Regions from separate parts of the Homo sapiens genome. Here regions 2, 3, 4 and 5 are each linked to region 1. The links are chromatin contacts, found by Hi-C or POLR2A ChIA-PET in ENCODE. All regions are on one chromosome and are shown on one strand. The core of a region is the stretch at or near the end of the contact, and the rest is flanking DNA. Distances in the headings are between cores, read along the strand shown.

Region 1 (2,916 bases), core at 159-2,658:
TATATACACATACATATACACACATACATGGATATTCAACTATTTGCTGTGCACTGTGTTGGATCCATTGTACGTGTTTTCTTTCTTTCCTCCCAACATCTCTTAAAAACATAATTGTCTTCACATTACAGATGAGGGAGCTGAAGATTAGAGAAGCACAATTAATTGTCTAAGGTTTTACTGTCAGTAACAATCAAAGCTGAGATTTAAATGCAAGTATTTAGAATGCAAATTTAATTATATTTCCAAAATATTACAGCTAATTCTTCACATGCATATTCTATCTTCAAACAAATGGGTATTACTGGTATATATTAAGTACATATATAACATACTGAAGCACATTCTAAGAGATAGAGTAGCCTGTAAACATAGATCAGCAACTGTAAATGGATACACAGTAAGGCATATACAGGTACAGGACTGGCTTTCTTGACTTGACATTAAGTATATGCACCAAGTAAAAGAGAGCTGCATTTCAGCCCTTTTCAGTGTGGCTCTTATTTGGGTTAGAAAAATGGTGATTATTTTTTATGACAGGAAGGATCAGATCATCTTAATTCATCATCTCCTTTGCATTCACTCTGAATCATTTTTCTGTCTTGGCCTACAAATTAGTAATGTTTTTTATTGCTTAACAATGCAAAGAATTATCTCATCATCTAAGTTCAACTCTATAATATTTAAGTTAATCAATATTTGCCATTTGTTAGGCATATGATAGATATTCAGATATTTACTAAGTTTAGACTGTATGACGGATTTTCTCTGAAACTAAGACCACTAGGTCAGTTAAAGTATTCCATCCAAACCCCACTGTGAATTATATTGCTGATTTTAAATGAGCTTCTATCCAGGCTGTTCAAGCACATGTTTCTTTCAGATCTTTGGCATCTCTGATTTTATTCTACCTTCAGGAATTAGGAAAATCAAGCTGAGTCCTTTAGTTTTATGTTTCCTCTGTATAAGTAGCGTCTACAATAAATACCAAAGCTTAAAGATTAATAAATCCCTCCACGTACAACAGGATTTATGACAGAAAACTGCAGTATTTTTACTAATTATTACAAATGACAATTGAAAATACTCACTTCTGGCTTTGCTCTTTTTATGACTGTAAAAGCCACTAGCATAAGGATGCCTCTTTTTGGTTAGGCTCATAATCTTTGATTTATCTTCTTCAATTCTGAGAAAATAAGCACTGAGGGGGGTCTGGTTTATATTACTGGGACAAGACAATGGCTCTAATCTGCAATCTTCTATTTTGTTTCTGCTGTTCAAAGACCAATTTCAATTTTAACTTGCCTGTTGTCCCTTTTCTGTTGGTAGAAAGCTGTTTTGATTACAGGAGGGGTGGAGGTGGTGGGGGTGAGGTGATGTCAGTGGTGATGGTGGTGGTGTTGTGTGTGTGCCTGTGTGTGTGTGTGTGTGTGTGTGTGTGTGTGTGCGTAAAAAGGAGCTAGGCTAGTAGAGGAATGGGAGGCAGCATACATAAGCTGTATTTGTGAATCTGCTTATAAACCTAACAGATTTTTCAGCTGAAATTTGGCCAATGTTAATTGTACACACTGAATTCATGCTGGGAAAATCTCTTTGGAAAAAAAAAAAAAAAAAGACAGAGAGCACAGCCGGCCTGTTATGTAAGATGTTTATTTTCATCCAATCCAACCCACCATAGGCAGTACAGAAAATAGGCCAGTGCTTCTGACCGGTGACATCACCTCATCATCAGGAGAAAGCGGGAATGGCTGATCACCATATTGTTAGTAAAGAGGATAATTTCCTTTCACAATTGTTTTTCTTTTGGAAACCTTTATTTCTGGAGATAGTGATCTCATCTCTGTGGGATGTTTATTTCTTCAGATTCTGTAATAACAGTGAAGCTACCTGGATTTCAGTTCTTGTACAATGCACATAAACACTTATTTTGGTGCTTTTTCTCTGGGTCTCCAAACGTTAAAAGATTGGATGATTTTAGCAGAACATTGACCATCCTAAGAAAATTGTGACGGGAAGAGGAATAATTATTCTGATATTTAACCTTATGAAGTATTTTATGTAGCCTTTGGTAATTTGCTTTGCAGAATGCCTCCTTTTCTTAGGCTGTGTCACATTATATTTGGGTAGATGGGCATTGTGTTTATTTTATGAATACTAAGAATGAAATGCACAGTTTTTAGAAAGTGTTTTAAGCAGGTCATTATCTACGCTATAATATAGACGTTTTTGCAATTTATAAGTAGTAAAGTGGGTGAAATTTTGTGGGTGTGTGCATGTAGCTTTTTTTTCTAATTCAAAATTAATAGAAAACTAAAAATAGGGTCTTTATTATAGAAGCTAATTCAGCTACTTAGAAAATATACCACAATAAAATTAACCAGTCTGTGGTTTGTTTATGACAGATTTGGTTAAATGACTTCTTTCTGTTACGGGACAATTTTCAGGATTATTCAAATTCACCCACTTTTTAAAATAAATAATTTGCCTATTCTTGTTTCATTCTCCCTCTAGAGGATATCAGTGCGTATTACAATTCAAACATTAAATATGCCAGTAGGTCTAATTTAAATACAGCACGATCCTGAGAACTGTTCCTTGACTTCATTTGTATTCAACTTAACTCAGTTCTAGAAGCCATTATCTTAAGTAGCTCTAAGTTTGCAGCACTTTTTTCCTTTAAACCTAGGTGTCAGTATCTTAAGGAGGTCATTTTTGTTTTGTTTTGCTTTGTTTTGTTTTTGTTTTTTTAAACAACAAAATCAATATCTTAACCCTCGTGAAGAGCAGTACTGAAATGGTTAGAGTTTCAGTTTCTAATATAATGAGCGGTGTGTGTTTGTGACTCTAAAAGTCTAATTATTGTGTTCTGGGATATCCACATTACATCTGCTAGGCAGTCTTTGAGGACACTGGAGG
Region 2 (2,916 bases), core at 179-2,678, 920 kb before region 1:
ATACTTCGTGCACTTGTGCTCAACTTTCCATATCCCCTACATCCCCCAGCCATCGCCCCACAAATGAAATGAAAGCTGGGAAAAGAAGTAAACTATCACAAATTCATTAAATCAGAAAAGATGTCTGTGGCCTCACTTTACAACCAAATATTACCTCTCCTTCTGAGTGGCCACTGTCTAAACAACCCTCGGCAATTTTATTTGCATTTCCTGGCCTTGACTCTTGCTTAATAGCTGGTGCTGTTTGTATTTAATCACTATTTTCTGAACTCTGTCTCTTGTCCATTTCACCTTTTCTCAAAACAAGCCCAGCCTGCACTTCTGGGAAATTATAGTGCCAAATCTTCAAGGCAGGTTAAGTAAAGAGCCGAGCTTGGAAAAGCACAAATCGTTTTGGAATATCTGGGTGTCAATGTCCAGGATTCTTGGGGACCAATGACGAGCAAGATTCAGGAACACAGCCAGTTTTTCTTAGCATTTTGTCCAGGCCCATGCTGGGAATTCGCAGCTGCTGTGTGTCGGCTCAGGGGAGATTTATTGGGAAAGAGTGAGTTTTAGTTAATTCCAGCAGCTCGTGAAAGCCACATATGACTGTCACCCAAGGGTCCAGATTACTCTCTCCAAGGGAGAGATAACTGTGAGGGAGAAGTGAGAAGAGGATGCTGAACGCAGGAAAAACGAATGACGGAAGAGAAAGAACATTCATGTGGGATTCAGGCTGCAAACAGGGAAAATCCCAGAGAATGAACCCCTTCTCTTTTTCTGAATGCTACACCCCACTCCCTGTGGCTCCCAGCCTCTCATAATTGCAGTTTGGATTGGAGTGCTTCTCTTGGCTACTGAGTGTGATCACACTTAATTTCAAGTAGCAAAGTCCATTTCAACCCATATTTTCATACTGACAAGGTGAATCTGAGTAATAGCTGTATCGAGGCTGGTTTTGGAATGACTTGCCCTGTCGATGTGAGTATTTCTCTTAAAAAAGAGAATGTGTGTAATAGTTCAGAAATAACCTTTTGCTGTCCCTAGAATCACCTCAGGAATCCCGTGAAGAGCAGCTCTTTGAATTTGCTGGTCAGAAAAGATTATTGCCTCCAAATGTTGTCTCCTAGGTCTCGTTCACTTTATCTCTGTTTGGGTATTTCACCCCAGCATGTCCTAAGCTCTGTCAAAATCTCCAGCTTCTTTTCACTTTCCTGACACCTGGTTTAGAACCTAACTTAATTTTTTTTTTTTTTTGTCTTCCTTAGCTTCTGACTAAGGCTTTTTTGTGTTTCACTGGTTTTTAGATGTTTGAAACTGATTTCAGAGGTTTGGTTGTTCTTGAGTAATTTCAGAGACATGGTTCCTCATTGTATCAAGGGATGATTTTGCTCAATGAAGCCTGACTCTCAGAGGCGGAGGATGGCATAGCAGTTCCAGGTTTTGAGTTAGGACAGAAATAGGACAATGTCCAGGGGCACAGGGGAGCCATCTGCCTCCTTAGGCTCTTTACTTCTGTCTCATTACCTAGTTTTGTGTCCTGTGCACATTCCTGAGAGAGATGGGATGGACCACTGTTGGCTTAGATTGCTCAGGATCCACTCTCTGTATCTGGAAACACCTTTGAGGGAAGCACATGGCTGAAGGGAGGTGGGGTATAGCTGAACCAAATGGGAATTTGGTTAGGGAGGTCAAGATGGGGAATGGATGTTGGAAACAAGTAGCATCTGTAACACTGCTCTTTTGTGTCCTTCTTTAGAAACTTACAAACTCTCAATATTTTATTTTTTTTAATTAATTAATTTTTTTACTTTATTTTTTGAGACAGGATCTTACTCTGTCACTCAGGCTGGAATGCGGTGGTGCATTCACAGCTTGTTGTAGCCTTGACCTTCTGGACTCAAACAATCCTCCTGCCTTAGTCTCCCAAGTAGCTGGGACTATAGGCACATGCCACCATACCTGGCTAATTTTTTTTCATTTTTTGCAGAGTCAGGGTTTCACTATGTTGCCCAGGCTGGCCTTGAACTCCTGGGCTCAAGTGATCCTCCTGCCTCAGTCTCCCAAAGTGGTGGGATTCCACCACTCAGGATTTTAATTGCCTATTGCCTCTATGCAGATGAACCTCAAATCATTATTTTTGGCTAAGGCCCCTTCTGCTCTCTAGCTACACATTCACTTTCAATGTTGTTACCTCTAATCCAACTTATATGATTGATATTCATCTTCTTTCATCTTACTCACTTCACTCAAACTCGGTCCTTCTGCTGACTTCCCTATTCTGTTTATTGTAGCACCTTTTTTTTTTTTTTTGAGATGGAGTCTTGCACTGTCACCAGGCTGCAGTGCAATGGTGTGATCTCGGCTCACTGCAACCTCTGCCTCCCAGGTTCCTGCGATTCTCCTGCCTCAGCCTCCTGAGTAGCTGGGTTACAGGCACGTGCCACCACGCCCAGCTAATTTTTGTATTTTTAATAGAGATGGGTTTCACCATGTTGGCCAGGATGGTCTCAAACTCCTGACCTCGTGATCCACCCACCTCAGCCTCCCAATGTGCTGGGATTACAGGTATGAGACACTGCGCCTGGCCATATTGTAGCACCATTCTTATAATTATTTAGACTTACTCTTCATAACCTCACCTTCCGTATGCCTATATTAATCTAGTCACCAAACCCTAATGACTCGTTCCTGGAGGAATTACTCTCATTCCTCTCTTTCTTTCCATTTTTGTTGTCACCACTCAGTTTAGACTCCTATCATCATATGCCTGAGCTAGCTTCTTGATAGGCCCTTCTTCCTTTGGTCTCTTCCCTGGTAATTCACATTGATGTAAACAGACACCTCATAAATCTTCCCAACAAGACTGCAATCATGTCAACTCTTTGCTCAAAAATCTTTATTCCTATTATCTCAAGATTTAGTACAAACTCC
Region 3 (2,916 bases), core at 157-2,656, 840 kb before region 1:
ATGAAATACCCTAAGTATTTACCTGAGTCCTTAAGAGTCAGGGACTGTATACCCGAATGTTTCCCATAATCATTTTCATGTTGAATTCAATGTTTGTTAAGGAACAGGTAATAAAAATATGCAAACTTGAAAGTATTTATATATTTAAAAGCTCAGTGGTGACCACAACAATTATTTAGAATTCAAACCAAGAAAATGTTTTTTCAGGGAAGAGTATTTGACCACTAGTATGATTTAGAATTATGATGCATGGCAATAATTATACCAAACTGCATTTCAGTGACTCTATTATTTTTTCAGATTCTCTACAGACAGTGCAGCCTAGTATCTCCCAGACTTGTACTTCCTATGGCCCTGCACTTGGGGCCCCACTGCCTGGTAGAAATGAAGGTTAGTGTTCGAAAGTATTTAAAGAATCCTGCTAATCCCTATTTTATCCATAAATGTCATCTGTCATAAAGAAACTTTTAGCAGTTTCTCAACTTCTGAGAGGTCTTGTGGGAGGTTTTGCCATAAAGTGCTCTTGTTGAGCTCTTGATATCTATAAGCTGATGCCCTGGGCTTGTCCCAAATGATGCCTCCCACCCATTCATCAGCAGGACACTATCCCAGTTCACACACCTATGCCCCATCTCCACATATGTTTCACCAAAACCATAAATTTTGAAATAGAGTCAATATAAATGTATAACATATTGTATTAGGGCTCTTCAGAGAAAAAGAACCAATAGTATATTTGTGTGTGTTTGTGTATGTGTGCGTATACAGTCATGCACTACACAATGACATTTCAGTCTACAAAGGATTGCATATATGATGGTGATCCCATAAGATTATACCATATTTTTACTGTACCTTTTCTACATTTAGATATGGTAGATACATACATACTTATCATGATGTTATACATACTTATCATGAGGTTACAAGCTACACCATGTAGCCTAGATGTGTAGTAGTCTATGCTGTCCAGGTTTGTGTAGTTACACTCTATGATGTTTGCACAATGATGAAATCACTTAACAATGCATTTCTCAGAACCTGTCTCCATTGTTAAGCAATGCATAACTGGATATGTAAATAAAATGGAAATTGACTCACACAATTATGGAGGCCAAGAAGTCCCATGATCTGCCATCTGCAAGCTGGAGAACCAGGAAACCTGGCAGTGTAATTCAGTCCAAGTCCAAAGAACTGAGAACCAGGGAAGCCAAAGGTGTAACTCCTGGTTTAAGTCTGAAGGCCCACTCACATCCAAGGGCAGGAGAAGATGATATACTAGATCAAGAAGAAAAGAAGCAAATTTTCCCTTCCTCTTTTTGTTTTATTCAAGCTTTCGACAGATTGGATGATGCCTGCCCTTATTGGTGAGAGCCGTCTGCTTTACTAAGTTCACCAATTCAAATGCTGATCTCTTCCGAAAACACTCTTATGGACACACCCAGAATAATGTTTTACCAGCTACCTGGTCATCCTTTAGCCTAGCCAGGTTGATGCATAAATTTAATTATCACACATATAGTCTTACCAATTAGTGACCTTTTCATTCTTTATGGTATTTAACAGTGAAGATTTGTAGATGGTCTGTCTACTTGGTTTTATAGGTTTTGATCAGCACTCAGAAGCTCAGTTTGATCACCCTAGTTTGGCCTGAGCTGAAAGCACTGAAACAGTGAGTTCTTTGGGTCTTACTTCTAGAAACCAGGAAATGAGAGAGATAGTGACTTGGTTTCTCTTATGTTTCCCTTTTGTTCTCTTCTCAGTGGCCTTGCTAACAAGTTTACCTCCAAACTATGAGATTTCAGAAGGAAAACCAAGAGCCATCTCTGCATATGTGAGAGCGGGCAAAGGAAATGTGACAAGGAGAAGAAAGAAGACACACTTGGGCAATGATGATGGGAAGAAGGAAGCACAGGAGAAAATGTAAGAAATGTACAGGTGAGAGAGATCAGGAGAAAGATGGGAAATGTGGGAGAGCAGCAGGAATCATAACAATAATAATGCCAATTTGGAAACGAGAACCAGTGTATAAAGCATACCAATAAGGCCAACGAAGTGCCAACGATGGAAAGCCACCCTATCAGGAGAAAGTAAAGTCATAGCAGATGTTTTATGAGACAGCTCAGAACACAATGACTGACCAAGAAAGCGGCACAAGTTAGAGGTGGAGAAATGACCCAGACCCAGACCTTTAGGGGTCCTGAACTTGGTTCATACCTCATGTCAGAAGGAGTAGTGACCAAAAGAAATTCTCTTTGCTTTAATTATAGAAGCAGGAATATACCTGATTTTGTATGTAACAGCATATGTTTAAGATCTGAATATTTCTATACCCAAAAGCATAATGTATTAGGGTTAATCATTTGAAATTGCCAATATGCACTCATTTTACCTATAAAAACTGTAATTTTGCATGGTTCAAACTAATAGATATGAAGATATTCTCAAGCAAACTTTTTTTTCTTTTGCCTTGAAGCCCATGAGGAAGATCCAAAGAGAACTTTGGCCTTAACTAAGCTTCCTACATTCTCCTGGAGTCGGTGGTTTATGAATGTGGTGCCATCTGGGGAACTGACAACCCCTGATGTGTTCACTCTGCTCGTCTTCCAGGTGAGAGAAGAAGAAGGCGAGAAAGAAAGAGAAGTTCCAGAATTTCACAGGCTGAGGGAGATGGTAGTAACTTCTGTTTATGTTGGTTTCTGTTTATTGGTTTGCTTTTTATTTTGAACTCGTTTGACTTCAGGTTCCAGATTTGTTTTTTTCTTTGTAAACGAGACTTTGACATTGTTAGCAGGCCCATCTGTTTGCTTTTCTTAAATAAAATGTAAATTGGTTTTTGTTTTAAATTTCAGGTGCTTTTAAGTTTGACTCTGCTATTCATTTCCTAAGGTAGTTTGGGCATGGTAGTGCTGGTAA
Region 4 (2,916 bases), core at 143-2,642, 820 kb before region 1:
TAGTGTAAATGTCTTTTCCCTGGCATTATAAATGACTAGTGTCAGGGAAAATTACTAAGCTGATATTTAGGAAATTTTTTTCTATTTTTGAAAAGTTATTAAAAACACACACACACACATACACCAGCACACATTCTTGGGATGAAGCCTAGCACAACTGTTTCAATGTGAATTCCTTTAGCCTTTTCTCCTTTTGGACAGGGAGTTTCACTGTGTGTGCTGACACATTGTGTGGGGTTGAGAAGGACAAGAAAGGAGACCAAAGATAAGGCAGAAGAAGCGGGTGGATACCACAGATAACACTTTAGGCAGGTTTAAAATTCTTATTGAAGAAAACTCACCTAGCAGTGGCTGAACTAGGTGACCCTGAAGGCTCCTTACAAACCTATGATTCTCATAATCTATCTCATAAATAAGCAGATTCCAGCCCCAGAAGCCTCAGTGTACCAACCTAGGAAACGGTAGCATTCTTTTTTTGAAATACTTGTTCTAAGTACTGTCTCTTCAGATCAAGAATGGTGTTCCTTCTTAATAGCTCCTCCATTATCACTACTCCCCCAATCACTATCTTTGTGACTATGAAAGCCTGACTCTGAAGGCTAATCCTTAACCTTCCTGGTCTTCTTTACTAAAGTCAGTCTTTGGTATGAGTCATTTGAGATGGATGCATGGGCCTTTTCTGTAGTAATAGCAACAACGATAGTAGCAATACTAATAGTTAATATTAATTGAGCACATACTACATGTGAGGAACATGCTGTGGCATAGGTACTATATTACTAACTACCACATGTTACTGAAGAGTAAGCTGAGGCACAGAAAATTACATAGTGCCAGGGGCAGTTAAATAGGCACTCCTAACTATAGAATGCAAATTACCATTCACACATGGGCATAGTTCCTGCCATTTACCACCCTCAGAGGCTGCAGACTTAGCTGCCAAACTGCCAAAGGTTTACACAGATGTAAATTTCAGGCTACATGAATCCCATAACTTTTTGTGCCTACTTTTCACTAATTCACCTGACTTTGACATCTCATGCTTCTATAAATGTCTTTTAACTCAGTGGTTAATAAGAAGCTAAAATGGTATTTTGGTATAATTACAAAGTAATCAGCATAAAGTTTTGGGCAACAATTGAATTAGTGGCTCCTCGAACAAAAGGACAGAACATGTTACATTTTAACATGGTGCGTAAAAAAAATGCTTACAGGATCAAGGCCATTAATCCCTTTAGTTCACTTGGACTGAGGGTGGGGAAATCCCAAGAAACAGCAATTCAATCACCTTCTTGAACAGCCCACATGCTCAGATGATTTCTGAGAAATGAACTTAACTTTTAGAGGTTTCATGATCAGCTGCTGGATGACATCCGGCACCAACTTAACCACTAATCTCAGATCTCATAGCAACACAGATCGCCTGGAACTCAAAATAGTCCTGCCTCAAGCTCTTTTCACTTCTTATCACTTCAGCAAGAGCATGTGAAGGAAAGGTGTCTATCAGCCAACAGCTGCTAATTTTCAGAGAAATGAATGGATGTGTGGCTGCTTCCATTTAATCAGTCACCATCTATCTCAGCAGTATTAATGCTTCCATTTGACCAGCCACCTCTATCTACACATACTTCTTTTTTATCTAAGAGTCTACTGGACTTTTTCAAATTCATCTGAACATGTGATATTTTCACAGGGCTCAACATTGAACAAAATCCTCTTTAATCCTAACCTTTCACCACTTTATTTTATTTCTCAACATTTCCCTTTCATAGAAACACATTGGAAGCTAATCCCCAAGACTTTGAGAGAAGTCACCCAAGAAAGTCTGACTTTGCTGGAAGATCTTTAAGCTGCTTCAAGCCTTGGATGTCATCTGATCACTGCTCTTGATTTCTTTATCCTTGGACTGCAGTTAGAGACTTGGCTGCTATAAAGTGAATTACTCTTGAATAAGGGCATAGTTTCCACTGTGATAACCTTGTTTCTATCCATGACAGCTAGGGAAACTGCAGCCTGAGAGTGCTTTGCTTGGTAGCAGGTGTAATGTAGTTTTGACTAAAATTCTGTTGAAGAAAACTCTCTCAGCTTGCCCCCAAACAATTTATGTCAGCAGAAGAAATAAATAAAGAAATAATAATAGAGTATATTGTTTGAATTTGTTGCAGTGGGGTATATTGTTTTATGACAAAAAAACAAGTATCAATTTTTAGTTGCACACTTCTAGGTCACCTAAATGGTTGGTTCTGGCACAAAATTTAATATAAGGAAATGTGAAAACTCCTCCCCTAACTTCTGCCAAGCCTCTCCTGTATGGTTAACTGCTGCTTTCATGTCCCCTGTCACTGAGAGGACTTTGGTAGTCATATTTCATCTCTGTAATTCCCATATGAACTTGCCTTAAGTTAAAAACAACCAAGGATACATTCTCCTTTGCTTTGTAGGAGGTGGTGCCCAGAGTTCATAAACTGAATTTAAATTATACCAAAAGAGATCTTCAAACTGTGAAGAAAGCCTAGCATATGACAGTTTGCTCATAAAGACCAAGTAAAGCTACTGTATTGCAGAGGAACCAACAGTTTAGTATAATCCAATTCAATTTGCAAGCAATCATTAATTATTTTCTGGGTTTATTATATCATTAATAGCTGTAAATAAGCCACGTATTTCAGTTGAAAGGAATCAATTCTACCTTTAAATCAAATTTGAAGAAGAGGAAGGGGAAAAAGAAGAAGAGGAAGAGAAGGAGGAAGAAGAAGAAAAACAAGAACATGAAGAAGAAGGAGGGGGAGAGGTGAGGAGAAGAAAAAGAGGTAGTGGAAAAATAAGGAGGAGAATAGAAGGGAGAGGGATAACAATGATACCACCTTTTAAGAAATCAAAAACTGGATCTGTTAGTCCTCCCTCCCTCTCAGGCAC
Region 5 (2,916 bases), core at 135-2,634, 660 kb before region 1:
CCTTTTTGTTTCAGTAATTTGTAATCTATATTAAAATCTTAAGTAAACATACTCCTTGACCTAACTATTCCACATCTAGGAATCTATTTTGTACAATACTAGCAAGGATACAGAAAAGCATGCATACAGGATGCTCATTGTAGCATTATGTGTGGTGGCAAATAAAAGCACTTACTAGAAAATATCAATAAATTGTGGTGCATCATACAAAAGAATATCAAGCAGTCATTAAAAAAATAAAATGTAATCTGGAAACAAGTCTAACATATATTAAGTGACAAAAAGCCAAGAGTAAATGAATTTGTTCAATATCACTTCATTCTTGTAGATATATGTTTGATGCGCGGGTGCACACACACACACATTCACACACATCTATTTTGCTTTTTAAATCATGCATTATATTCATCAGTTCTTAACAGTGATGATCTTTAGGAGGTAAGGTGGTTAGAAAGAGGTGATTCTCACCTGGTTTATATATTTTTTTAATGATGGAATCATAAGTGAGCTTTTTTTGTGTTTCTTTCCCAGTATTTGAAATACAAATGAATAAATGACACCAGTAACTAAAAAAGGTCTTGGATCATTTTTGAGGTGGCAGACAATATCCAAGGTGAGCACCATGGCTGAGAATGCGCTTATAGCCACGATGCACAGAAATGCACACCTGAACACACATTCTCTCACATTCAGTTCAAGTCCCTTCACCTGAGACCCAGGGAACCACCAAGGTCTATGCATAGAATCCAAGAGATCTATCAATGTGGATGAAAAAAAAATTACATCTGCATTTTTATTAACCTCTAATTGAAATTTGTCAGTTTCTTTAACTAAGAAGAAAGGCAACAAGCCCCAGAAGTGGCAGCTGTACCTGTGACTTTGTCACCAGCAGAAATCACAGATTTATTTATATCTTATTACAATTGTTACAGACATCTCAAAATATTGTTTATGAACTGCTGTAGTCTGAAAATAACAGTGGTTTTAGGCCCTCCGCTAGAGCTTGTTCTTCAACACAGTGATAAAGAAGCTCTGAAATTTTTAAGTATTTTGATAGCTGTACCTGAGCAGTTGCCTTCTTTTGTCATCCTGTTTTTACAAAATTTTATGCATTTAAACATTATTTAGAAAAGGAATTCATAGGATTCACTAGACCACTCGGAGTGGTTATGGCACAAACATAACAAAGTTAAAAACCATTTATTGGGCTTTGGGAGAAAAACATCGGAATGCAGTAAACATGGTACTAGGTTGTAAATTAAAAGCTTGCAGCTTACTCTTTACATCCTGCCTGAAGATGGCCTTGAAGCCTTTTGAAAGCTTCTGCTCTGTAACAGGCACTTTTCCAGGAGCTGAGAACATAATGTTCAGTGAGGAAACAAGATTCCTGCTCCCATGGAGCTGAAATCTGCAGGAACAGTGGCAGGAGGGGAAACTGAAAATAAACAGGAGAGCAGATAAATAATTACAGCTAGACGTAAGTTCTCTGAAGAAAATAAAAGCTCATGGACAGGCATTTGGATTCTTTTCTAAGAGCATCAGGAAGGCATTGGATGTTTTAAGCAGGGTGGAAAATTGATTATGAGAAGAAAAATAATGGTGATTTGGAATATGGAGATGGAATAATGGAAATAGAGAAAAGTGGAAGAAATGAGTTATATTTGGTGGCTGACCAATGGTTTTCTCATTCCACTTAAGGAATAGGGGATTCATTCTAGAGATTCTAAAACCTATGTCCCCAAATCACTAATATATTCTGTAAATTTGACTACATGATAACTAAACAATTTCCATTAAAACATGAATCAAACTGGTTACTTGACATGATATAGAGATGCAATAGTATGGTTACTTAGAAGCTTAAGATGATAATTACAAGTCCTGTGGGAGATTAAAACCATATTCTGTTTGCAGACACAAAGAAAAATGAAACAAAATCAGCTTCTGTGAAAAGAATATGTTGACAGAGCATGCCATTTCAAGCCACCAGAAAAAAACAGGAATCGTATCATATTCAAAAGATTATGGAAAAATGTCTTGGGACAGAGCAGTGTTTTTCTTTCTTTTTTTCTTTTTTTGAGATAGACCCTCACTCTGTTGCCCAGGCTTGGGTGCAGTGGCGTGATGTAAGCTCACTGCAACCTCCACCTCCCAAGTTCATGCGATTCTCCTGCCTCAGCCTCCCAAGTAGCTGAGAGCACAGGCGTGTGCCACCATGCCTGGCTAATTTTTGTATTTTCAGTAGAGATGGGGTTTCGCCATTTTAGCCAGGCTGGTTTTGAACTTCTGACCTCAGGTGATCCATCTGCCTCAGCCTCCCAAAGTGCTGGGATTACAAGTGTGAGCCACTGCGCCCGGCCTGGAGCAGTGTTTTCAAGAGACGTGCAGGACCACACTTGCAAGATGGAGGCCTGCTAGTCAGTTCTCTGCAATGCCAAGGAGCTTTCATAATGAGGAGCCTCTGAGCTCAGTGACACAGAGTTCTCATCAGCAACAGCTGTGTGATTATTGCTGAAGCCTGGAAGCCTCCACAGCTTTGGCAGAAAGCCTTGTGTAAGAATATTGCTGAAAGTATCCCCAGGGATATGATATGTCACAATTATGTTGCTGCTTTTGTTGTTACTGTTGTCAGTTCTATGGCTACCATTTACTGAGCACCTACTCTGTGACCTGCAGTTTGCTAAGAACTTTATGTATAGTAAGTTATTCAATCCTCAGATAAGCTCACCAGTTAAGTGCTATTGTATGATGAGTTCAGAGAGTTTAAGCATTAAGCCCAGCACTGTCCAATAAAACTCTCTACAATGCTGGAACAGTTCTATATCTGTACTGCCCAATATGGTAACCACTTAGCCACGTAAGTTATTGAGCTCCTGACTTGTAGGAAGAGCAAATGAAGTGAATTTTTATTTACTT

The links. Hi-C counts contacts between places; a loop is a spot of excess contacts on that map. ChIA-PET counts read pairs that join two places held with the same protein, here RNA polymerase II (POLR2A). Pooled maps may share reads with other maps.
Region 2: a loop to region 1 is called in a pooled map, with 4 times the contacts of the local background. The contact joins two enhancer-like sites. A Hi-C loop is called at or near these places in 2 of 37 single-sample maps with no recorded cell type and 10 of 50 pooled maps. POLR2A ChIA-PET finds 5 or more read pairs at or near these places in 1 of 52 experiments (WTC11).
Region 3: a loop to region 1 is called in a map of PC-3, with 6 times the contacts of the local background. The contact joins the promoter of CLLU1 here to the enhancer-like site in region 1. A Hi-C loop is called at or near these places in 2 of 168 maps with a recorded cell type or tissue (PC-3 and natural killer cell).
Region 4: a loop to region 1 is called in a map of mammary epithelial cell, with 10 times the contacts of the local background. The contact joins two enhancer-like sites. A Hi-C loop is called at or near these places in 6 of 168 maps with a recorded cell type or tissue (CD4-positive, alpha-beta memory T cell, CD8-positive, alpha-beta T cell, endothelial cell of umbilical vein and 3 more), 9 of 37 single-sample maps with no recorded cell type and 14 of 50 pooled maps.
Region 5: a map of heart left ventricle shows a loop between it and region 1 (6-fold over the local background). The contact joins two enhancer-like sites. A Hi-C loop is called at or near these places in 4 of 168 maps with a recorded cell type or tissue (heart left ventricle and heart right ventricle) and 7 of 50 pooled maps.

Annotation. Positions count from the first base shown.
Region 1 is chr12:91,577,688-91,580,603 of GRCh38, reverse strand. All of the region lies in intron 1 of LOC105369896 (a long non-coding RNA gene), which reads left to right. Among named protein-coding and RNA genes, the nearest start is that of LINC02823, 250 kb to the right of the region's middle. Within about 2 kb of position 1,408, at least 3 of the 41 ENCODE cell types and tissues checked have a DNase peak (open chromatin) inside an H3K27ac peak, as active enhancers do; they include PC-3, where a contact is called at or near this core.
Region 2 is chr12:92,501,148-92,504,063 of GRCh38, reverse strand. No RefSeq gene overlaps it. Among named protein-coding and RNA genes, the nearest start is that of LINC02397, 36 kb to the right of the region's middle. RefSeq lists an enhancer at 987-1,236. Within about 2 kb of position 1,428, at least 6 of the 41 ENCODE cell types and tissues checked have a DNase peak (open chromatin) inside an H3K27ac peak, as active enhancers do.
Region 3 is chr12:92,420,021-92,422,936 of GRCh38, reverse strand. It overlaps CLLU1 (chronic lymphocytic leukemia up-regulated 1), which reads right to left and starts at 1,406. Exons shown (of 2, transcript NR_027933.1): 1 at 1,102-1,406. It overlaps CLLU1-AS1 (CLLU1 antisense RNA 1), which reads left to right. Exons shown (of 3, transcript NR_144319.2): 2 at 1,764-1,923; 3 at 2,477-2,851.
Region 4 is chr12:92,402,452-92,405,367 of GRCh38, reverse strand. No RefSeq gene overlaps it. Among named protein-coding and RNA genes, the nearest start is that of CLLU1, 18 kb to the left of the region's middle. RefSeq lists cis regulatory regions at 77-526, 1,157-1,690 and an enhancer at 1,119-1,368. Within about 2 kb of position 1,392, at least 7 of the 41 ENCODE cell types and tissues checked have a DNase peak (open chromatin) inside an H3K27ac peak, as active enhancers do.
Region 5 is chr12:92,242,664-92,245,579 of GRCh38, reverse strand. No RefSeq gene overlaps it. Among named protein-coding and RNA genes, the nearest start is that of BTG1-DT, 98 kb to the right of the region's middle. Within about 2 kb of position 1,384, at least 5 of the 41 ENCODE cell types and tissues checked have a DNase peak (open chromatin) inside an H3K27ac peak, as active enhancers do.